Regions from separate parts of the Homo sapiens genome. Here region 2 is linked to region 1. A link is a loop called in an ENCODE intact Hi-C map of the cell type or tissue named here. Cell type or tissue: heart right ventricle. All regions are shown on one strand. Each heading gives the region's core, and the rest is flanking DNA. Links, peaks and the distances in the headings are about the cores only. Region 1 has its middle 13 kb from the start of MIR1324. Region 2 has its middle 80 kb from the start of MIR4444-2.

Region 1 (11,228 bases), core at 1,054-9,053:
AAGTCAGGAAACAACAGATGCTGGTGAGGCTGTGGAGAAACAGAAACGTTTTTACACTGCTGGAGGGAGTGTAAATTAGTTCAACCATTGTGGAAGACAGTGTGGTGATTCCTCAAGGATCTACAAGCAGAAATACCATTTGACCCAGCAATCCCATTACTGGGTATATATCCAAAGGAATATAAATCATTCTACTATAAAGACACATGCACATTTACGTTTATTGCAGCACTGTTTACAATAGCAAAGACTTGGAACCAACCCAAATGCCCATCAATGATAGACTGGAAAAAGAAAATGTGGCACATATACACCATGGAATACTATGCAGCCATAAAAAAGAATGAGTTCATGTCCTTTGCAGGGACCTGAGTGAAGCTGGAAACCATTATCCTCAGCAAACTAACACAGGAACAGGAAACCAAACACCATATGTTCTCACTCATATGTGGGAGTTGAACAATGAGAACACATGTACACCGGAAGGAAACATCACACACCGGGGCCTGTTAGGGGGTTGGGGTCAAGGGGAGGGAGAGCATTAGGACAAATATCTAATGCATGTGGGGCTTAAAACCTAGATGGCAGGTTGATAGGTGCAGAAAACCACCATGGTACATGTAAACCTATGTAACAAACCTGCACGTTCTGCACATGTATCCCAAAACTTAAAGTAAAACAAAGAAACAAACAAAAATGCACTAACGCTCAGGGTGAGTGGGGTAGGGGCCGGGGTGGGGCGCGGGTGGGTGGGTCCTGGTGTTTTATTCAATCAGTGGCGCTGGTGTGGGAACCACCCAATCAGGCACACAGTTTGAGAAGAGAGGAGGGTGTGGCTTCCGGCGTTTGGTGGGGCCTTTGTCTCTCGCTGGTGCTGGTGCAGGAGCTTGAGATCCATCTCCTTTTTTACCTCCTCCACCTTGGGAAATCCAGACAACTCCCTCACAGCCCCTGTTGCCCTGTGATCTGTAGGTCCTTGGGGACGCATAGTTAAGGTGCTGTTACCATGGGGCGGTCCTTGCTCCCAGAGCTCCCAAGATGGTGGCAGGCCACTTCCTTAATTTTGGCAGACCATTTCCAAGATGGTGGCAAGCCTCCTGTTCTCTGACCTGGGGCTCTTGGCCTCACGGATTCCAAGGAATGGAATCTTGAGCCATGCGGTGAGTGTTATAGCTCTATTAGAAGCTGTGGGTCACGGAAGAGAACCGTGGAACCCAGTGACTAGTGTTCAGCTTGATTAGGATGAACCCAGGCACTTAGCTGTGCAGGAACAATGGCAAGCCTTTAGCCCTATTGGGAGTGACAATGGGTGCTTCGCTGGATCAGGAGCACAGCGGACACCTTGCTAGCCAGGATGGTCTTGATCTCCTGACATCGTGATCCGCCCGCTTCGGCCTCCCAAAGTGCTGGGATTACAGGTGTGAGCCATCGCGCCCAGCCAAGAACTGTCTTCACAAAAATTGGTGCTGGGGAAATTAAGCACCCACATGTAAAAGAATGAACCTGGGCCCTTCACTTATACTGTAAGAAAAAATTAACTAACTGGATCAAATACCTAAATGTAAGAGCTAAAACTACAAAATTCTTAGAATAAAATATAGGGGAAACACGTCATAACACTGGATTTGGCAGTTTTTTTTTTAAACAGGACACCCAAAACACAAGAAACAAAAGAAAAATTGACGAATAGGAATCTATCCAGAATATGCAAAGAACAATTCAGCAACAATAAAACAAACTACTTGTTTAAAATATTGGCAAAAACTTAAGCAGACATTTCTCTAAAAATTATGTAAAGTGGCTAATAAGCACATGAAAAGACGCTCAACAAAACTCATCATGAGTGAAATGCAAATCTAACCCCAAATGACATATCACTTAATACCCATCAGCATAGCTACTACCAAAAGACAAAAAACAAAACAGAAAATCAGAAGTGTTGGTGAGGACGTGGAGCAATTAGAATCCTTGTACACTGTTGGTGGAAATGTAAAATGCTGCAGCTGCTATAAAATAACAACACAATAACTAAAAAATTTACACATAAAATCACCATACGATCCAGCAATTTCATATCTGGGTATGCAGCAAAAGATATGAAAGCAAAGACACAAAATAATACACATACACCTAGGTTCATAGCAGCATTACTCACATCACCAAAAAGGTGTTTGAATTACTCAAGTGTTGTTTGAATTACCATCAATGAATAAATAGATAAAATGTGATTTATACATACAGTGGAATGTTATTCAGCTATGTAAAATAAGGAAATTCTGACACATGGTACGTCATGCATGAACCTTAAGGACATTGTGCAAAGTGACATGAGCCAGTCATAAAAGGACAAATACTGAATCATTCCACTTATGAGATACTTAGAGTAGTTAAATTCTAGAAACCCAAATAGAAGAGTGGTTCCTAGGAGCTAGAGGGAGAGTAACAAGGAGCTTATTTAACGGGTATAGAGTTTTGTTTCTGCAAGTTGAAAGAAGGTCCCTATGAGTGGTAATGACAGTTGCAAAACAATGTGAAAGTAGTTAATTTTTCTGAGCTGCACACTTAAAATAGCTAAAATGGTTAATTTTATGTATACTTTACCACAATGTAAAAAATAATTTTAAATAAACTATAGCTATCTGCAATATCATGAATTAATATCATAAATATAATGTTGCATAGAAGAAAGTAGATGTAAAAGTATACATATTACACAATCTCACTTATATAAAATCCAAAAAGTGAACACAACTGAGCTTCTGGCTTCCAGTAATAATGAAGTAAAGTAATTTGTTGAATACTTCACAGATAACTATAACAAACCTCTTTGGTCACAGGGCTGCAGCACTGCAATCCCAGCATGCACCAGGCTCAGGGAGAGTGCGCTAATCACTGGAGGAAGGGACGAGGTTCCGCGCATCTCGCTGGTCTTGCTGGGAGATGCAGTCTCATAAACACTCCCAGCCCTTTGGTCACAGGGCTGCAGCACTACAATCCTAGAATGCACCGGGCTCCGGGAAAGTGCGCGTCACTGGAGGACGAGGCAGGGCTGTGCGCGCCTCCCTAGGATTGTTGGAAGATGCACTCTCATAAACACTCCCAACCCTTGGGTCAAAGGGCTACAGGACTACAATCCCAGCATGCACCAGGCTCCAGGGCGAGGGGCAACCCTGGAAGAAGGGGCAGAGTGGTACCCGCCCCACCTAATATGCTGGGAGCTGTAGTCCGTTAACTACTCTCAGCCTGTTTGTCGGTAAGCTTCAGAGCTATAATCCCAGCATGTACCAGGATCCGGGGTCCATAGCCCTGGAGGGAGGGGCAGAGCGGTGTGGACTTCCCGGTGTCCGAAGCGCTGCTGAGTTCTGATGCTCTGCCGACTCTTTGCAAGGAGAGTGAGTACAGAGGTGCACCTGGAGGGCAGGTCTGGGCTGAGCATTGAGGAGGGTATTACCCTACGAAGATACCTTACCTTTTCCCAAATCGGGCGGGTTGTCCTCACCTGCTTGGCCCTATCCTTCTCAGGTTCCTCTTTCAGTTGCACCCAGGGTTCTTTCCAGAGCAGTACATCTTTTGCAGCCCAGGGCGCTGCCTTCTTTCCCAAACTGCGTGAAAAATTTCCTGATGTCCAAGACACTGTCCATAGTGCCGCAGCCCTCTTTTTTCTCTAGCCAGAGCACGCACTCAATCGTTTTTGAGAGAAATCTTCCACCTGGCCTGCTTGTGAGCAGCTTCAGAGCTCTGCAGGGGTGACAAGGGCTGTGGCTTCCTGGAAAGGTCACTTTCAATGGCGCCTTTTTCACGAATGTGAAAGTCTAGGCATCAGAAAGGTTAATTATTGGGTTGCATAAAATCTGCTAAGAGCAAAGGAAAAACCCCATTTCCGAGGCGTGAGTCTTGTGAGCCATTTTCATCAACCCATTTAAGTGGACCAGCTCCAAAATGCAACCTGAAGCTACTATTTAGGCATTTTACACTTGAAATCATTGGTCTCATCTCAAGTCAGGCCTGGCTTGCCAGTGGCTCAGAGCCACAAATGGGACCTGATACCTCAGGAACAGATAGTGTTCCAGCTTTACGGGAGCAACTTTTAAGATGTGGAGCACTTGGGGTCATTTGAAACCCGCTATCTTCAGTAGGGACTTTTACTTCTACAGAGCATGTGCATTTTGATTTTATCTGTCCTCAAGCTGACCTTTGTTCATTTTAATAGTAAAAAACACATTCCTGGGTGGAGATTTAAGATGCTAGTGAGGCATGCAATGTATGCACAAATATGTACAGCTACTGCACATGTGTACCCAGAAGACCAGTCAGAACATGCTTACTATAACACTTCTTTCCACCTTCTTATGAAATAATCATGCAAAACTCCCATAAAGAGGGTTTCTCCAGCAATAATTAATGCTGTCTCACTTTTATGAGCAGGCTGCCCTGGAATCTCTTTCTCAGACTGTACCGTCTATTCTGCACTTAATTTTCAAAATATTCTCTTTTTTTTTTGCAATAAATTATGCTGTACTTCTTTTGCTGTGTGTCTCTTGTTTAAATTCTTTTAAACTAAGAAGATAAGAACCAAGGTATTACATCAGCCATCAACATTTCTGGTGCCATGACCTGGGGAGAGGTTTGTCTGCTTCATTAATTTCAGTTTCCCTTTACTTGCAGTGAATACTATGGCAGTTCCAGACTACCTGGTTAACTATCGCTGCTTGTTCCAGCGCTGTTTCAGTAAAGTTCTGGGGGAAACGTTGTTAAGTCACCTGCATTCTTTAGAGAGAGAATATATGTCCGCTCTCCTTTTCGCTGCTGCTTCTGTAGCATCGATAAATACGCTAACCACATGGGTTGCCCTCAACATTTCATATTTGGGCTATTTGCCGCTTAGTTTCACATCTTTCTGGCCACAGTTTGGACTCAGCTTATCGTTTGCTGTCCGTTCAGCAATACTCGATCGCCACCTAGTGGCTATTGTAATTTATTTTCTGGTCAGGTTTTCTGTTTACAAAATTTTTGTTTTGTTTTGAGCAGCACATTAAGAGAACCCTGTCCCTTCAGGCTTTATGCATTTCCCAGCTCCTTGAAATTGTTCTTCAGCAGGCTTTCTTTGCTGAACAAAAGATGCACAGTCATATAGATGCCCAGTCGTAGGGATTGCATCTGAGCATTCCAGGTGTTGTAATTGGGCGTCACAAATGGCAAACCAGTGAATTAGGGCAAGGCTTGTCAGCCAGACATCTGCCCCCCAGCCCGCAGTGGGGGTCATCTCGGTAGGGCTGGAGATGTCCACCGCTGGGGGGAGCTAGGACGGTGTATGGCAAATGCCTATGACCTCCTAGAGCTTCAGTTAATGGGGTTTCGAGGGGATGCGCTGGACCCCTTGATGTTTTCACTTGGCTCATGAGGATGCCCACAACCTCCTGGACTTCAGTAAATGTTCTGTCATTGCAGGATTCTCTCGGCACCGTGGGAGCCGCTTCCTCTACTGTCACTGAAACACCCCTGGGATGTATATCTAAAAATTAGAACAGCTTTTGGCTAAATGAACTTAGAAAAAAGAAAACCTTATCTTCTTTTGTAACACTATTTAGCCTGCCTACAGATTAGCTGACAAAACATGGCTGGAGAATGAGACTGTGAACTTTAACTCCATCCTACAGCTAGATCTTTTCTGTAGTAATCAGGGAAAATGGTCTGAAGTATCCTATGTGCAAGCCTTTCTGGCCTGACAACAAAATCCAGCTCTATGCAGCACCTGTGGGCTAAAGCCTAGTAAGCCAGAAAGCCCCTCAGAACAATGGGAAGATCATCTCTTATTAAGGGGAAGGGACCCCAGACCCCACAGCCCAACACCAGCTCCAGACAGGGGCCCTCAAGGGTCCACACCTCTTTTAGAATCCCCAGCATCCCCACACTATCAGAGTCTTCTGTAGAATCTAAGCTTGTTTCACCTCCTCCTTATGCTCCTTTCCATCGGCCTTTGCCAGGTACAATAGAGACCAGCACAGCTGCAGTTACTCACAGTGGGACTTCACACCATCCAGGGCCAGAGAAATTGCTCCCCTTACAGAAAGTCCCAAATGGAGAGAGGACCATCAGAGTGCTTGTTCTACTCTCAATAAATGATCTAATCCAATATAAGCAACAACTCTGATGGCCCTCAGACAACTTCAGCGTATTTACTGAAGGCTTCCAGGCTCTAACTTTGACCACCATTCAACTGTACCATCCACAAATGGACCGAATGACTGCTGCCAACTTAGCTGCACAAAATTTTGCTTATTAGCAAAAAATAGAAAATACTTAAAACGTTTGTTGCTTTCACCATTTTAATGCAAAATACTTTTGCAGCATAAATGTCACCATAAGGTGGAGCCTTGGGAATCCAGTATAAACTATCTCAGAAAACCTCAATGGGTCCGCAACAAGCAGCAGAGGGCCTCAATAGACTTCAACAATGTCTGGACTCCATGGACACTGTAGTCCGACAAAAGCAAAGAGCCTGGGATCTTCTCCCAGCCGGGCAAAGAGGAACATGTTTATATCTAAAAGAAGAATGCTGTTTTTGAGATCAATCAGCCCGGTTTAGTCCAAGAAAATATTAATAATATCATCACCCAGGCAGACAAAATTGAATCTCTAGGAACTTCCATGGGACCATGAAAGCAATGTCTATTACCTGCCTTACTCTCTTTAATAGTAACAGCCATTACTATACTTTCAGCTTTTACTTTTGTTCCAATTTTGTTTAAAATGTTAACTGATTTCTTGCTCTCTTGCTTACGGCAACTCCATGTTTGCATGAAGGTTTTGCAAGGCTTTCAACATTTGGCTGTCAACATCTTGCCCACTGGTTCCACGAATTACATGGTTTACACCCGGTTAGATCACACAGGAAGAAACTTTAGGGCCCAGACTAGGCAGAAATAACACCCACTCAGCAGGAAACAGCTCCAGAAAAAGTGACCTAGCCCCTCAACCTCCAATATGATTATGACCCTAAGATCTCTTAGGGGGAAACTGAGGCAGAATAGATCAGAATAGATAGTCAAGAAAATGACCATGATCTCGGGATACAGAAATGTGGGGAAAAGAAAGAGAGATCAGACTGTTACTGTGTCTATGTAGAAAGAAGTAGACATAAGAGACTCCATTTTGCTCTGTACTAAGAAAAATTCTTCTGCCTTGAGATGCTGTTAATCTGTAACCCTAGCCCCAACCCTGTGCTCACAGAGACTTGTGCTGTGTCAACTCAAGGTTTAATGGATTTAGGGCTATGCAGAATGTGCTTTGTTAAAAAGGTGCTTGAAGGCAGTATGCTTGTTAAAATTCATCACCACTCTCTAATCTCAAGTACCCAGGGACACAATACACTGTGGAAGGCCACAGGGACCTGTGCCTAGGAAAGCCAGGTATTGTCCAAGGTTTCTCCCCATGTGATAGTCTGAAATACGGCCTCCTGGGAAGGTAAAGACTTGACCATCCCCCAGCCCGACACCCATAAAGGGTATGTGCTGAGGAGGATTAGTAAAAGAGGAAGGCCTATTTGCAGTTGAGATAAGAGGAAGGCATCTGTCTCCTGCTCATCCTTGGGCAATGGAATATCTCGCTGTAAAACCCGATTGTATGTTCTATTTACTGAGATAGGAGAAAACTGCCTTAGGGCTGGAGTTGAGACATGCTGGTGGCAATACTGTTTTTAATGGATGGAGATGTTTGTATACATGCACATCAAGGCACAGCAACTTTTCTAACCTTGTTTATGACACAGAGACATTTGTTCACATGTTTTCCTGCTGACCCTCTCCCCACTATTACCCTATTGTCCTGCCACATCCCCCTCTCAAAGATGGTAGAAATAGTGATCAATAAATACTGAGGGAACTCAGACCAGCGCCAGCGTTGGTCCTCTGTATGCTGAGCGCCAGTCCCCTGGGCTCACTTTTCTTTCTCTATACTTTGTCTCTGTGTCTCTTTCTTTTCTCAGTCTCTCATTCCACCTGATGAGAAACACCCACAGGTGTGGAGGGGCAGGCCACCCCTTCATTGAAACTGTGGTAACTGTACAGCCAAGACAATGAGCCTTAGCATTCACATTGTAATTCGGCTCATTCAAGCAAAGCTATCTTCATTAAGGACTTTCTGTTCCAGAGAGCATGTGCATTTTGATTTTACCTGTCCTCAAACTTAACTTTTGCTTATTTTAATAGCAAAAGATACACCCCCCAGCTGGGCACGGTGGCTCACACCTGTACTCCCAGCACTTTGGGAGGCTGAGAAGAATGGATCACTTGAAACCAGAAGCTCAAGACTAGACTGGTCAACATAGTGAAACCCCATTTCAACTAAAAATACAAAAATTAGCCAGGTATGGTGGTGCATGCCTGTAATCCCAGCTACTCAGGAGGCTGAGCACGAGAATGGCTTGAACTTGGGAGGGAGAGGTTGCAGTGAGCAGAGATTGCACCACCACACTCCAGCCTGGGCAACAGAGCGAGACTCTGTCTCAAGCAAACAAACAAAAATACACTCCTGGCTAGAGGTCTAAGATGCTAATGAGACATGCAAAATATGAATAAGCATGTACAGCTACTGCACATGTGCACCCAGAAGACCACTCAGAACAGGCTTACTAGCAGCTCCTCTTCCCCCCTCCTTACTAATAATAATGTAAAACTCCCATAAGGGGGTTTCTCCAGCGACAATCCACGCTGTCTCACTCTTATGAGCAGCCCGCCCTGGAATATCTCTCTCACGGTGTACTGTATTCTGCACTTAACTTTCAAAAATTTTTTTTTCCTTTTCCAATAAATTATGCTGTACTTCTTTTCTGTGTGTCTCTTGTTTAAATTATTATAAACTAAGAAGACAAGGACCAAGGTATCACATCAGCTCTCAACACAGCCATAAATCAGCCTCCTTCCTGTGGGCATAGTCCATGCACAAAAGGAGTCACATCACCTAAGTGCTGGACCCAGAGATACGTCACAATTTATCCTGTGCACAAAGTTAAGGTAATAGAGGAGAGTCATATTAAACAGTTTCTGGGCCCAGGGATATGTCACAATGGCTCCTGTGAGCAGAGATCAAGCAGAATAATCACATAACCGGTGTGCTGGACACAGCGATAAGCCACCCTTTCATCTGTGGGCATGACCCAGGCAAGAAAGAAGAGTCACTGCATTTAGGTGCTTGCTGCAGAGGTACGTAACAATCTCTCTTATGGGCAAAGCCCAGGTAAGAGAGGAGAGTCACATCTCCAAGGTATTAACGTAGAAATATGTCACAAGAAACTTTTTAGGCAGGGCCCATGCTGGATCTTCTTATCTTCCAGATGTTAGGTGCAGGGATATGTCAGAATACCCAAAATACACAGGGCTTAGTCAAAAAAGGAGAACCACATCACCTAGGTGCTGGGTCTAGACATATGTCACATCTCTTTTATGGGAAAAGCTCAGGTGAAAAAGCAGTTCGCATCAAATAGTTGTTAGGCCCAGAGATATGTCACATTGCCTCCTGCTTGAAGCGTCTAGGCCAAAGACTCACATCTTCTTGGTGCTAGGCCCGTGTTCATATATAAACATTCAAGCAGAGTTGAAATGGTGGCTCATTTCTAAACCCAGCTGATAGGCAAGGGAGGACTCTCCTATCCTGACCTAGTTAACTGTAATGACGTTGACTCTCATACCCGGGCTTAATGCCACAGGTATGATCATGGGTCCCTACCAGCAGGAAGGTCTCAAAGTTGATTGCAACTGTCATTCATACTGTACAGTGCCATTGGGTAGTACACAGAGATTGCTAACTGCGCCGAGCACACAGGTGAGACTGTGGCACTCATATGCACACCCAGCCAACAGTAAATATTCTCATCCTCTCACATGAACACAGGTCACTGTTGAGGTTCTGAATCTCACACCTGTAGTCAGTCAAAGGTGGGAAAAATTGACATATATGGATACTCATGGGTTGGTGACTCTCAGACCAAGATTCAGCACAACTGTGAGGCTGTGACTTCACTAAGGTGACACGATCTGCAGAGGAATTGAGGCTCTCATGCACAAATCCAGTCTGGTGTTGAGATGGTTACTCGTGGGCTTAGACCCAACATACAGGAGGTGTTGAATGTCATGCCTACAACTGTGACAGTTGTGGGGTTGTTAATCTCATTCCTGGACCATTCTGCAGGTTTCATGATGAAATTTCCCAGTGCCTAGCACCTGAGTGACTTGAAGATCTTCCATGGACCCAGCCCACAGATGGGATATTAACATATTGCTGGATCCAGCACCTTGAGGGTGTAACTCTATTCTCCTTCCTTGGCACTGCCCACAGTGAGCATTTTGACATATCGCTAGACTTTGCACCCAGGCGATGTGAGTCTCCTCTTCTGCCTCGATGCTGCCCACAGGAAGCGTTGTTCTATATAGCTTGGACTGGCACCCAGGTTTTGTGACTCTCCGGCTTGTGCCCATATGGGACACTGTGGTATATTGCTGGGTCCACTACCCAGGTGATGTAACTCCTCTGCCTGGGCCCTGCCTACAAGGGGCATTGTGACAGATCTCTGTGCTCATTGGCCAGGTAATGTGATTCTCTTTTCCTGTCTGGTCCCTTTACACAGAAGGGATTGTGACATGTTGTTGGGCTTAGCACCAAGTTGATGTGAATCTTCTGCCTGGATCAAGTTCACAGAAGGCCTTGTGACATACCTCTGTGTCCATTACCTATTTGATGTGACTCTCCTCTCTTACCTGAACATTGCCCATAAGAGAGATTGTGACATATCTTTGGGCCAAGCACCAGGATGATGTGACTCTTCTCCCTGCCTCGGTCATGCCCACAGAGGGAAGTGTGACTTATAACTGGGCACAGCACACAGGTGAAGTGATTCTTCTGCCTGGTCCATACCTACAGGAGTCATTGTCAAATACCTCTGGGCCCATCATCTAGACTATGTGACTCTCTACTTCTTCCTAGGGCCTGCTCACATAAGGATTGTGACATATTACTCTGCCCAGTACCTACATGATGTGACTTTTCTCTCATGTCTGGGCTCCGTCTTGGAGATGAATGTGACACACAGCTAGGCCTGGCCCCTAGGTTATGTAACTTCTTTTTCAAAATCCTACTCACCAGGGGCATTGAAACATCTCTCTGGGCACTTCACTTAGGTAATGTTACCCTGTTGCCTGGAGCCTCCCCTCAGGGGGTATTGTGACACATTGCTG
Region 2 (11,228 bases), core at 1,905-9,904, 350 kb before region 1:
CCCTCTCCCTCTCCCTCTCCCTCTCCCTCTCCCTCTCCCTCTCTGTCTCCGTCTCCCTCTCTTTCCACGGTCTCCCTCTGATGCCTAGCCAAAGCTGGACTGTACTGCTGCCATCTCGGCTCACTGCAACCCCCCTGCCTGATTCTCCTGCCTCAGCCTGCCGAGTGCCTGCGATTGCAGGCGCGCGCCGCCACGCCTGACTGGTTTTCGTATTTTTTTGGTGGAGATGGGGTTTCGCTGTGTTGGCCGGGCTGGTCTCCAGCTCCTAACCGTGAGTGATCCGCCAGCCTCGGCCTCCCGAGGTGCCGGGATTGCAGACGGAGCCTCGTTCACTCAGTGCTCAATGGTGCCCAGGCTGGAGTGCAGTGGCATGATCTCGGCTCGCTACAACCACCTCCCAGCCACCTGCCTTGGCCTCCCAAAAAGCCGAGATTGCAGTCTCTGCCCGGCCGCCACCCCGTCTGGGAAGTGAGGAACATCTCTGCCTGGCTGCCCATCGTCTGGGATGTGAGGAGCCCCTCTGCCTGGCTGCCCAGTCTGGAAAGTGAGGAGCGTCTCTGCCCGACCGCCATCCCATGTAGGAAGTGAGGAGCGCCTCTTCCCCGCCGCCATCCCATCTAGGAAGTGAGGAGCGCCTCTTCCCCGCCGCCATCCCATCTAGGAAGTGAGGACCGTCTCTGCCCGGCCGCCCATTGTCTGAGATGTGGGGAGCGCCTCTGCCCCGCTGCCCCGTCTGGGATATGAGGAGCGCCTCTACCCGGCCGCGACCCGGTCTGGGAGGTGAGGAGCGTCTCTGCCCGGCCGCCCTGTCTGAGAAGTGAGGAGCCCCTCCGCCCGGCAGCCGCCCCGTCTGAGAAGTGCGGAGCCCCTCCGTCCAGCAGCCACCCCGTCTGGGAAGTGAGGAGCGTCTCCGCCCGGCAGCCACCCCGTCCGGGAGGGAGGTGGGGGTCAGCCCCCCGCCCGGCCAGCCGCCCCGTCCGGGAGGGAGGTGGGGGGGGTCAGCCCCCCGCCCGGCCAGCCACCCCGTCCGGGAGGTGAGGGGCGCCTCTGCCCGGCCGTCCCTACTGGGAAGTGAGGAGCCCCTCTGCCCGGCCAGCCGCCCCGTCCGGGAGGGAGGTGGGGGGGTCAGCCCCCCGCCCGGCCAGCCGCCCCGTCCGGGAGGGAGGTGGGGGGGTCAGCCCCCCGCCCGGCCAGCTGCCCCATCCGGGAGGTGAGGGGCGCCTCTGCCCGGCCGCCCCTACTGGGAAGTGAGGAGCCCCTCTGCCCGGCCACCACCCCGTCTGGGAGGTGTACCCAACAGCTCATTGAGAACGGGCCATGATGACAATGGCGGTTTTGTGGAATAGAGAGGGGGGAAAGGTATGGAAAAGATTGAGAAATCGGATGGTTGCCGTGTCTGTGTAGAAAGAAGTAGACATGGGAGACTTTTCGTTTTGTTCTGTACTAAGAAAAATTATTCTGCCTTGGGATCCTGTTGATCTGTGACCTTACCCCCAACCCTGTGCTCTCTGAAACATGTGCTGTGTCCACTCAGGGTTAAATGGATTAAGGGCGGTGCAAGATGTGCTTTGTTTAACAGATGCTTGAAGGCAGCATGCTCGTTAAGAGTCATCACCACTCCCTAATCTTAAGTACCCAGGGACACAAACACTGCGGAAGGCCGCAGGGTCCTCTGCCTAGGAAAACCAGAGACCTTTGTTCACTTGTTTATCTGCTGACCTTCCCTCCACTATTGTCCTATGACCCTGCCAAATCCCCCTCTGCGAGAAACACCCAAGAATGATCAATAAATAAATAAATAAATAAATAAGAAAGAAATTGCAAAAGAGAAAATATACTTTACAATCCAGATACCTGGCAGTTAACCACATGATCAAATTTAGCATCAATGACAGTAGGACAACTAGATATTGTATACCTCTTGCTGTAATATATTATGAAGTACACAACGTCAACTATGAAGCATTCTTTTTTTTTTTTTTTGAGATAGGGTTTTGCTCTGTCACCCAGTTTAGAGGGCAGAGGTGCAAAGCTCACTGCAGCTTTGACCTCCCAGTCTCAAGTGATCCTCCCACCTCAGCCTCCCTGGTAGCTGGGACTACAGATGTGTGCCACCATACCTGGCTGATTTTATATATATTCTTTGTAGAGATGTTGTTTCACCATGTTGCACAGGCTGGTCTTGAACTCCTGTGGGAGTTCTGCCTGAAAGTGCTGGGATTATAGGTGTGAGCCACTGTGTCCGAACTATGAAGTATTCTTGCCAAAATGAATTAACCTAAATCTAATCAAGCTTCTAGGCCAGAAGTATCCAATAGCAATACAATGTCAGCTACAGCTACATGTAATTTCAAATTTTCTGGTTGCCACCAAAAGCACAAAAAGAAAAAATAGATAAATTGTACTACATAAAGATTAAATACTTCTGTGCATCAAAGGACACAGTCAACACAGAGAAAAGGCAAACCACTGAGGGCGAGAAAATATTTGCAAATTGATATTCATAATATATGAAGAATCCTTACAACTCAATAACTACAAAATAATTAACAGATTGAAAAATGGGGAAAGGAGTTGAATAGACATTTCTCCAAAGAAGATGTACAACTGGTCAATAAACACATGAAAAGACTAATTAGGAGGGAAATGCAAGTTGAAACCACAATGAGATCAAACACATTAAGTTGGCTAGTATAAAAAAAAAAAAAAAAAAAGAAAGTGCCAGGCACAATGATGCTGTAGTCCCAGCTACTCAAGAGGCTGAGGTGGGAGAATTTCTTGAGACCAGGAGTTAGAGGCTGCAGTGCACTAAGTGTGAATAGCCACTGCACTCCAATATGTGCAAAACAGCAAGACCCCATCCCTAAAATAAAATAAGATAAAATAAAATAAAGGCAACAAAAAATAACAAGTATTGGTAAGGATGTGGAGAAATGGGAACCCTTGTGCATTGCTGGTGGGTGTGTAAAAAGTATAGCTGCTCTGAAAAATGGGATGGCCATTCCTCAAAAAATTAACCACAGAATTACTATATGATCCAGCAATCCCACTTCTGCATATACATCCAAAAGAAGTAGAATCAAGGACTCAAACAGATATTTGTACCCCCCTGTTCATAGCAGCATTATTTACAACAGCCAAAAAGTAGAAGCAATAAAAGTGTTCATCAATGTATGAATGGATAAACAAAATGTGGCATATACACATAGTGGGATATCATTCAGCTTTAAAAAGGCAGGAAATTCTAACACGTGCCACAACATGGATAAACCTAGAAGACATTGTGCTAAGTGAAATAAGTCAGTCACAATAGCACAAATACTGTGTGATTCTATTTACATGAAGTACCAGAATTGTCAAATGTATAGAGACAGAAAGTAAAATGGTCATTGCCAGGGGCTGAGGAGTTAGTGTTTTACTGGATGCAGTTTCATGGGGTAGATAAAAAAGTTCTGGAGGTAGATGGTGGTGATGATTACACAACAATGTGACTGTACTTAATGCCACTGAAGTGTACATTTAAAAATGGTTAAAATGGTACATTTTATGTTATGTGTATTTTGGCACAATGAAAACAGCTATAAAAGGCATTCTTGAAACAACTAGGGATATCTGATATTCTGGAATTATTATTACTTTTCTTAGGTGTAATAAAAGTATTGCGGTTATATACATTATATAAAAACAGGATAATGTCCTTATTCTTAGGAGACACCTTCTGAACTATTTGGGGATAAAGTGCTCTGTAATATCTGCTCTGTGAAGACAGACCTTAGGGAGGCTTTTCCTCTTTATTATACTTCAGGCACCATACTTGGGTACCATACTCATCACATGACCCAGCAATTGCCTGGACTTTGCAGGCTCCAGATGGTCTTCCCACATGTTAACCCTCACAACAACCCCAAAGATAGGTCTTATAGGTCCCTATTTAGTAGGTAAGGAAACTAAAGTTCCAATGTTTTCCCAGGATCACTTGGTGGTACATCCCCGCAGGCCAACTGGAACTTGAAGCAAGCGACACAAGCTGGAGACTCTTATTTTCTCTACATGGACTGAAGTTTCAGTAAAGACTCAGTTAACACAGTAGATTTTTCCAAGACTTTGGGGTTTGAAAGGTCACTGGGACAGGCCAGAAAAGAGGAAGCAGAAAACATATCAATTCTTAGAGTGTGATATGTGAGATTCTTCCAAATGATCTGTGGTCTGGGTCTATTGCCCACAGAAGGTTGATGGCATCCTGGATAAGATCAGGTCTTCTAAAGCAGACTCGGGGTTGGAATTTTTGCTCCATCACTTACCAGCCATGCTACTTGGGGTAAATTACTTAAACAATCCGAACCTTAGCTTCCTCATCTGTAAAACAGAAATAATAATAATATTTCTCATGGGGCTGCTGTGAGGATAAAATTAGATAATGTACCCAAAGCTCTTCACACAGAAAAGCCTCCCCTGCTGGATCTCTCATGTACCCCCTGGATTTTCTAGCAGAGTGTGGCTTCTCCAAAACCTTCTCAAACAGCTGTTGAGAATCAATGTTTGTAATGAGAAATATTGCGAATGAGGAGCCAGAAAAAGTCTGACAGCCTTTGCAGCAGGGGGATGAGAAGGAGGTGGTTGTGTGTGTCCTCAGCTCAGTGGTAGGTACTGGGCATGTGGTAGGAATGAGAAAGTAAAAGTAGCTATTATTATTAGGATAGTATCTATAACTTTTATTTTTTTGCATAAATTAACAATTTAACAAAAACCAGACATCATTTTTGTTGGTGCTTTACTAGAAACATTGCTGTTTTCTAATGACTTCTGGTAGTATTTCATTATTATTTTTTCTTTTTGGTTTTATTTTGTGTAAAAGGACTAAGTGAGATGGGTCTTTGCAATTTTTTTCTTTCCAATTGACTAGCTAGTCAATGCTCCTTTGGACCCCTGCCCACCCCCCTGAAAAAAAGGAAAAAGAACAAATTGAGAACTTATGAAACCACAACCCAGAAACCTGAATGTTTTTCATTTTAACTTTTCTTGGAAAAAATTGATGAAAAGTCTGTGCTGTGGTTTTAAATGGCATTGGGATGCCTATCTCCTGTCCCTACTCCCAAGACCCTAAATGTGATTTATATATCCCTATTTTAAGCTAGTGCAGATTTATGAGACTTTAAACACCATGGATGGAGTTACTGGAGGTTTAAAGGGATTAAGCAGGTCCAACAACACCTGGAGGTGTATAAGTTGTTTAAAAGATTTATCAGCATTTCCATGTTAAAATTCACTTCTCAAGGTTTCTCATATCGTGGATCTAAATCTATTTTGGGCAGAGGAGTAAATTTTTAGGATGTCTCATAAATGGAGAAAAAAACCATCCCTCTATCGCTTCTTGCTTTGTTTTCTGGGCTGTGCCTCTGCCCCCTCACCTCTCTATCTTGCATGTCTAGCTAGTTCTGTCTCTGGGGTTTCCCTTCTCTCTGTTTCTGTCCTCTCTCAAGCAGTTGATCTCTTAGTGTTCCTCTGTGTTCACAAACTCAGCATCTGACCCATGAACCTAACAACAGCCAGAGAGAGCCAGAAGCTTTCTTGCCTGCCTTTGGCTCCTCGTGGTCCAGGGAGGGCTGCGGTGGGTGGGAATGCCTTATGACACAGGGTGACTAGTCTCTGTGTTTACACCAGGGGGAGCAATGACTCCGTGGCTGAGAGGGGCTGGCTAGAGTCTGGAGTTTCCAAGTGTCCATTCAAAGCAAAATACACAATTCCTAGGCAGTTAAATTTAGAAGACTCTGTATTGAACACACTTGAAAATAGGTTCAGGGCACAACATGGGCACACACGCTTTGTCATATTCTACAAATACTGGGGAGAGCCAACATTCTTCTCATTGCCAATAATTATGCTCATCAGCCTCCATGTCTTGCCTCTCATGTTTCTTCCACATCCCAGTTCTGCCTACCCTGACCAATCAGTGTGGATGTAGGGAACATGAACACATTTTAATATCATCCTGAACCAGACATCACTGGGAAGGAAATTGGAGAAACTAAAACCCTAGAAAAGACAAATCTAATCTACAGTGACAGAAAGCAGACTGCTGGTTGCTTGGGGCCAAGGTAGGGGCAGATCGGCTGAGATGGCACAAGAAAACTTTTTGTGATGTTGAAAGTATGCTATGCCTTGATTGTGGTGATGGTCACACAGGTATATAAAGTTGTAAACACTCACTAAAATCTACGGTGAAAATGGGCATAAACTATACCTTGGTTTTTAAATGTCTCTGTTGTACATTCATGCCAGCCTTTACCTCCATTAGCACAGACAATAGGAAGTTGTGTGTGAATCTTAGAATGCTCCCCAATCCAGGGATGGTTGTTCAACCAGCCTATGCCATGTATCCATAGAGGGCACGGATAATCCAAACCAGCAGATAAAACACCTAATTAGTTCTAATTGACTCTGGACTTATTCTGTGCATTTGCATTCCCTGAGTACAACCTGACTGATAGGAGCAGGGAGAGTAGGCAGCCAAGAAATGCGGCAGGGGACGCCAGATTAAACAATTACAAGGGAGGGACAATGAAAGGGTGACTGACCACGCAGATGATAAAGAATTGTTGACTTTGTCATGAGAACCGCATATTGCTCAAAGCAATTGGTGAAGTGGAGCAGATGTGCATTAGAAACGAAACCAACCACCTGGAATGGTCATGGTCTCTGGATAACAGGAGCTTCATCAACTCCGTCTTTTCCACATCTCTACAATTTTGATATTACTTAAGTCAGGCACACTGCTCTATTCATTCTGACATCCGAATATCCATTTTAAAGTGGGCTAGGCTCACCCAGAGGATGATACAACTAGATTAAGAAATGAAGTGAAGGTTTAGAACATTGGATTTTTGTCCGTTTGTGTGACCTTCTGGAAAATCACTTGTTTCATTTATTTGTTCCTTTATTCCCTTATTCAATAAAATTATTGAGTACCTATTATAAATGAGGCTGTTTGCAAGACATTGGTGATATATTGCTATAGGTGTCGTTTTCCTCATTTGTAAATGCTCATACTGGGATCCCTGGACTCTCCTGACCACGTGCTAATGGTGGGTAGTGATGAGGTCAGGCTCTGAGACCTTCAGTGGTGCGCCTAAATGTTGAGGTTGCCTCAATGCAAAAGATAAGACTCTCCAACTTCATTGGTCTGTATCTTTTTAAAGGGTGGCTCCAGATCACTGAAAGCATCTTTGCCATGAAAATTCCAAGGAAATGAAATTAAGCATGTTAGTTTTATTTGTTGAAAATTTGCCCTTTAAAAACCTCCTGAGACCATTTTAAAATTAATTTCTTATTGCTTCAAAGCACAAACTCACATTTAGGTATGAACTAACATTTGATCTAGTGCAAGGCAGTAAACTAGGGTTTTTGTCAGGCCTTTCTCCCTGATTTGCAGTGTTCCCTGGCACACCCACCCCCTCACTAAGCAAAATTTAGAAGTCAACAGACACAAAATTCCTTCTCCCTTGAAATCTTCTTCACACTTACTTTCAAGCATCCAAGATATACAAGCTCTTTCAAGCACACAAGGTCTGTTCCCTTCCAGGTCATCAAGTCAACTCTCAGAAAAGAGTCTGATAGAGTGAGATTCAATTTCTACTCTGTCCATTTATAATGTGTGACCCATGGAAAGTTCCCTAGCTTCTTTGCCCTGTAGTTTATTCATCTGGTAGTGGGGATAACAATATCTACTTTGAGTTGTTGTCCACTTTAAATAAAATAATGGATATAAAAATACCCAGCCAATAGTAGAAAATCAATGGTGGTTGTTATGAAAGCCTAGCAGAGGTGAAGGCTGGAGATTAGAGAGAAAAGTCTGCCATAGAGTGAGAAGTACTCCATGAGGAACCAGGACCTTCAGTCTTTGTTGAGTAGGTGGCTCCTATGGAAGGATAGGATCTTCAGACTGTTAAGCTCAGAAGTATGTATTATCTATCTGGGAGGACTGGCATTCTAAAAGGGGAAATAGGTCATCCATATGCCAAAAATGGGAGGGCCTGGCACCCAGCTATAGGAAGAATGAATATGGAAGAATGATGAAGAAAAAGTAATCTCCAGACAGCTGTGGTGGCCATATCAGCAGATGCCACCATCAGATTACCTCCACATTCCCCCAGGAAAAGTTGACATTTCCTGGTCCTTTCCAAAGAAGGCACAGTCCCACCAACAGGTCAAAATTGGTATCACAAAGAGGGCTGAGAACCTGAAGATGGAGCATGCCTGCTGATCCAAAAACAACAGATAACTGGCTCCGGCTGTGATTAAAGTTGGTTGGAATTCACAGCCGGTAGAACAGTGACCACATTAATGAACTGAACTTCAGCTTATCCTCCTGTTCCAAAGTCCTTCTTCCCTCCACACTCACAGCCAATTGTACTATGTAGATTTATGATGTTAGCACCTGGAAGTGTTGGATGGCCTTGATTGCTGTTTAATAAACTCTAACGTGTGATTTGAAGATATAGTTACAGGATGTAAACTGACTTTTAATTGCTAGGAACCCCAAATAAAAACCAACTACATTGTAGAGCTCCACATAGGCAGGGACAACATCTATCTTTTCTACTGCTTTATATCAAGCATCAAGCTCGGAGCTTCTTGGATGTCCAACCATCCTGGTTCACCTGGAGCTCTCCTAGCTTCAGCACTGAAAATTCCTGTGTCTCAGGAAACTGCTCAGTCACAGATAACCAGGGATGGCTGGTCACCTGGACTTGGCACATAATAGATGGCCAATAAATTTTTGTCAACCAAAAGAAATGCATTAAATAAGTAGTAGAAGTGTAACTGGAATTGCAATGCAATAAATTATATTAACTACTTTGGATACAAATCGGTCTCTAATAGATACTGGTTTGAAGTTGAGTTTGATGAAACCAGCATACTAATTTGATGATATATAGACCAGTTTTAGACTTTCTATACCTTCTCATTTCTGTCCCTTCTTTTGACCTAAGTGTGTATATCTGGGCAATTAGCAACAGGGCCACACAGTTTCGAACTGTCAAAACATGGTCAAACATGACTAGGATTTCTAAAGTTATTTTTCTAATTATTAACTTTCCCATCCCATCTACATAGAAGCCGGCTGCTTTAACATGATCCATAGCATACACTTGGGAAGGAAGGAGCATTTGTACAATCAAAGAAATTCAACAATCCTTTACTGAGTGACTACTATGGACACTGTGCTGGGTGCTGCAGGGCATTCAAAATGGGTGAAAAAGGATACTTGCCCTTAGCAGCTCTCAGTCTAGGGAGAGGATGTATGAATAAACAGACATGAATATTTATGATATGAAGCAGAAGGGTATACTATTTTAATGATTTTAATTGTGCCCTATATGACTACGGGAGAGAGGGAGATTGATTTTGAGGCATTGTGGAACGTCCACTTGAAGGAGATAGGATTTAAGGTGGGCTTTGAAGGAAGTACAGGACTTCAAAAGTTGGCTATGGGGTGGGGAGAATTTCTTTCCAGGTAGAAGGGAGAGTAAGGGCCTGGGAATTAGTTGCATTAGGCCACTTGCTACAGAAACCTGACTACAGGGACTTAGCTAAACAGAGATGTACATACAAGAAGCCCAAGGCTAATGCAGAACTTCAAGGAGCCGTCAATTCTCCAGGCTTCTTTTCTCTTTCTGCTCCACCATCCTTAGCTTGTGGCTTTATTGATCTGTGTTCCCAAGATGGTTGCTCCACCTCAAGCCTCATGTTGTGCACAAGGCAGGAAAAAGGAGAAAGAAAAAAAAGTAGCAAAGAAAAGGAAGAAGGAAAGAAAGGAAGGAAGGGTGGGGAGAAGGTGGAGCCTGTATGAGGAGGGCAAAAATTTTCCCCAAATCCTTAGCAGACTTTTTATTCAGTTATATCTCATGATAAGAAACAGGTTACATGGCCACCCTAGCTGCAAAGGAGTCTGGGCAGGTGAGCATCATAGCTGGACATATTGCCCTCCTGAATATTATTGTAGTTCTGTTAGTAGCAAGGTGGGGCAGAATGGATTTGGGGTAGGTACCCAACAGGGTCTGTGCCTTTGAGCAGAAGCCTAGAGATGAGGACAGGGCAGGGATTGCTGGATAAATGAGAGAATGAAGAGTAGAATCTTGTGCCTGGAATGGAGCAGGTGTGTGTGGTGTGTGTGTTTGCGTTTGTGTACATGTGCATGTGTGTATGTGTTGAGGGGGCAGGACAAGATGGGATGGCTTTATAGGTGTGGAGAGAATTCATCTGGAGAAAATAGTGGGAAAATATGAACCAAATGCTAGAGATACATGGCTTTAACCTGTCTCTTTAATTTCTCTGAAAAAGCTCCAGATCAGCCTGTTTCATGTTTCATGAGATGGTGTTCATCCTTTACTGCCATCTGCTTCCCTCCTCAGTCTCATGTTATCAAGAACCTTGGATAGGCTGGGTGTGGTGGCTCATGCCTGTATTCCAGCACTTTGGGAGGTTGAGGCAGGAGGATCGCTTGAGCCCAGGAGTTTGAGATCAGCCTAGGCAACATAGGGAGACCCTGTTTCTACAGGGGGCAGGGGAGGGAAAGAACTTTGGATAGTTGTATTAAAAATGCCACTTTCAAACCTGTACCTTCATGTCAGTATCAGAAGATGACAGAAACACAGCTTTTTCTTTCTGTCAAATTTACCTCTTATCTATTTCAATTTTACATTATTGCTTATATGTTATACTGATTGAGTCTTGTATTTCCCTTGGGTACCGTACAATATCAACCTTTCAGCATGAAACAATTATGATTTTAGTTTCGTTAACTAATAATCAGGAGAAAAAATATATACAGAAACATGATACTAATCAGAAATATACATATATATTTGTCTATATATTTCTGATTAGTATTTATGAATCTAAAATCATATTTTATACACAAACATACTCCCTCCTCCCCCATGTATATTTTCCATCTATAGCAGTATTTTTTTCTGGATAGATAGACATTGAGACCTTATTTTATTGTCAATATAGTAGTTTTCTTTTTTTTTTTATTATACTTTAAGTTCTGAGATACACGTGCAGAACGTGCAGGTTTGTTACATAGGTATACACGTGCCATGGTGGCTTGTTGCACCCATCAACCAGTCATCTAATGCTATCCCTCCCCCAGCCCCACCAACCCCTGACAGGCTCTGGTGTGTGATGTTCCCCTCCCTGTGTCCATGTGTTCTCATTGTTCAACT

The links. Peaks named below come from ENCODE experiments on the same cell type or tissue, not always from the same donor. Only the 100,000 strongest peaks of a DNase experiment are listed, where the experiment ranks them.
Region 2: a loop joins it to region 1, with 22 times the contacts of the local background. A loop is called at or near these places in 23 of 110 quality-filtered maps.

Annotation. Positions count from the first base shown.
Region 1 is chr3:75,638,249-75,649,476 of GRCh38, forward strand. No RefSeq gene overlaps it. Among named protein-coding and RNA genes, the nearest start is that of MIR1324, 13 kb to the left of the region's middle. In heart right ventricle, for the core only: CTCF peaks have their summits at 4,944 (motif pointing left) and 5,146; a DNase peak (open chromatin) is centred at 3,053; H3K4me3 peaks cover 1,952 bases; H3K27ac peaks cover 1,230 bases.
Region 2 is chr3:75,288,672-75,299,899 of GRCh38, forward strand. No RefSeq gene overlaps it. Among named protein-coding and RNA genes, the nearest start is that of MIR4444-2, 80 kb to the left of the region's middle. RefSeq lists an enhancer at 1,367-1,874. In heart right ventricle, for the core only: a CTCF peak has its summit at 5,662 (motif pointing right); a DNase peak (open chromatin) is centred at 5,632; H3K27me3 peaks cover 1,699 bases.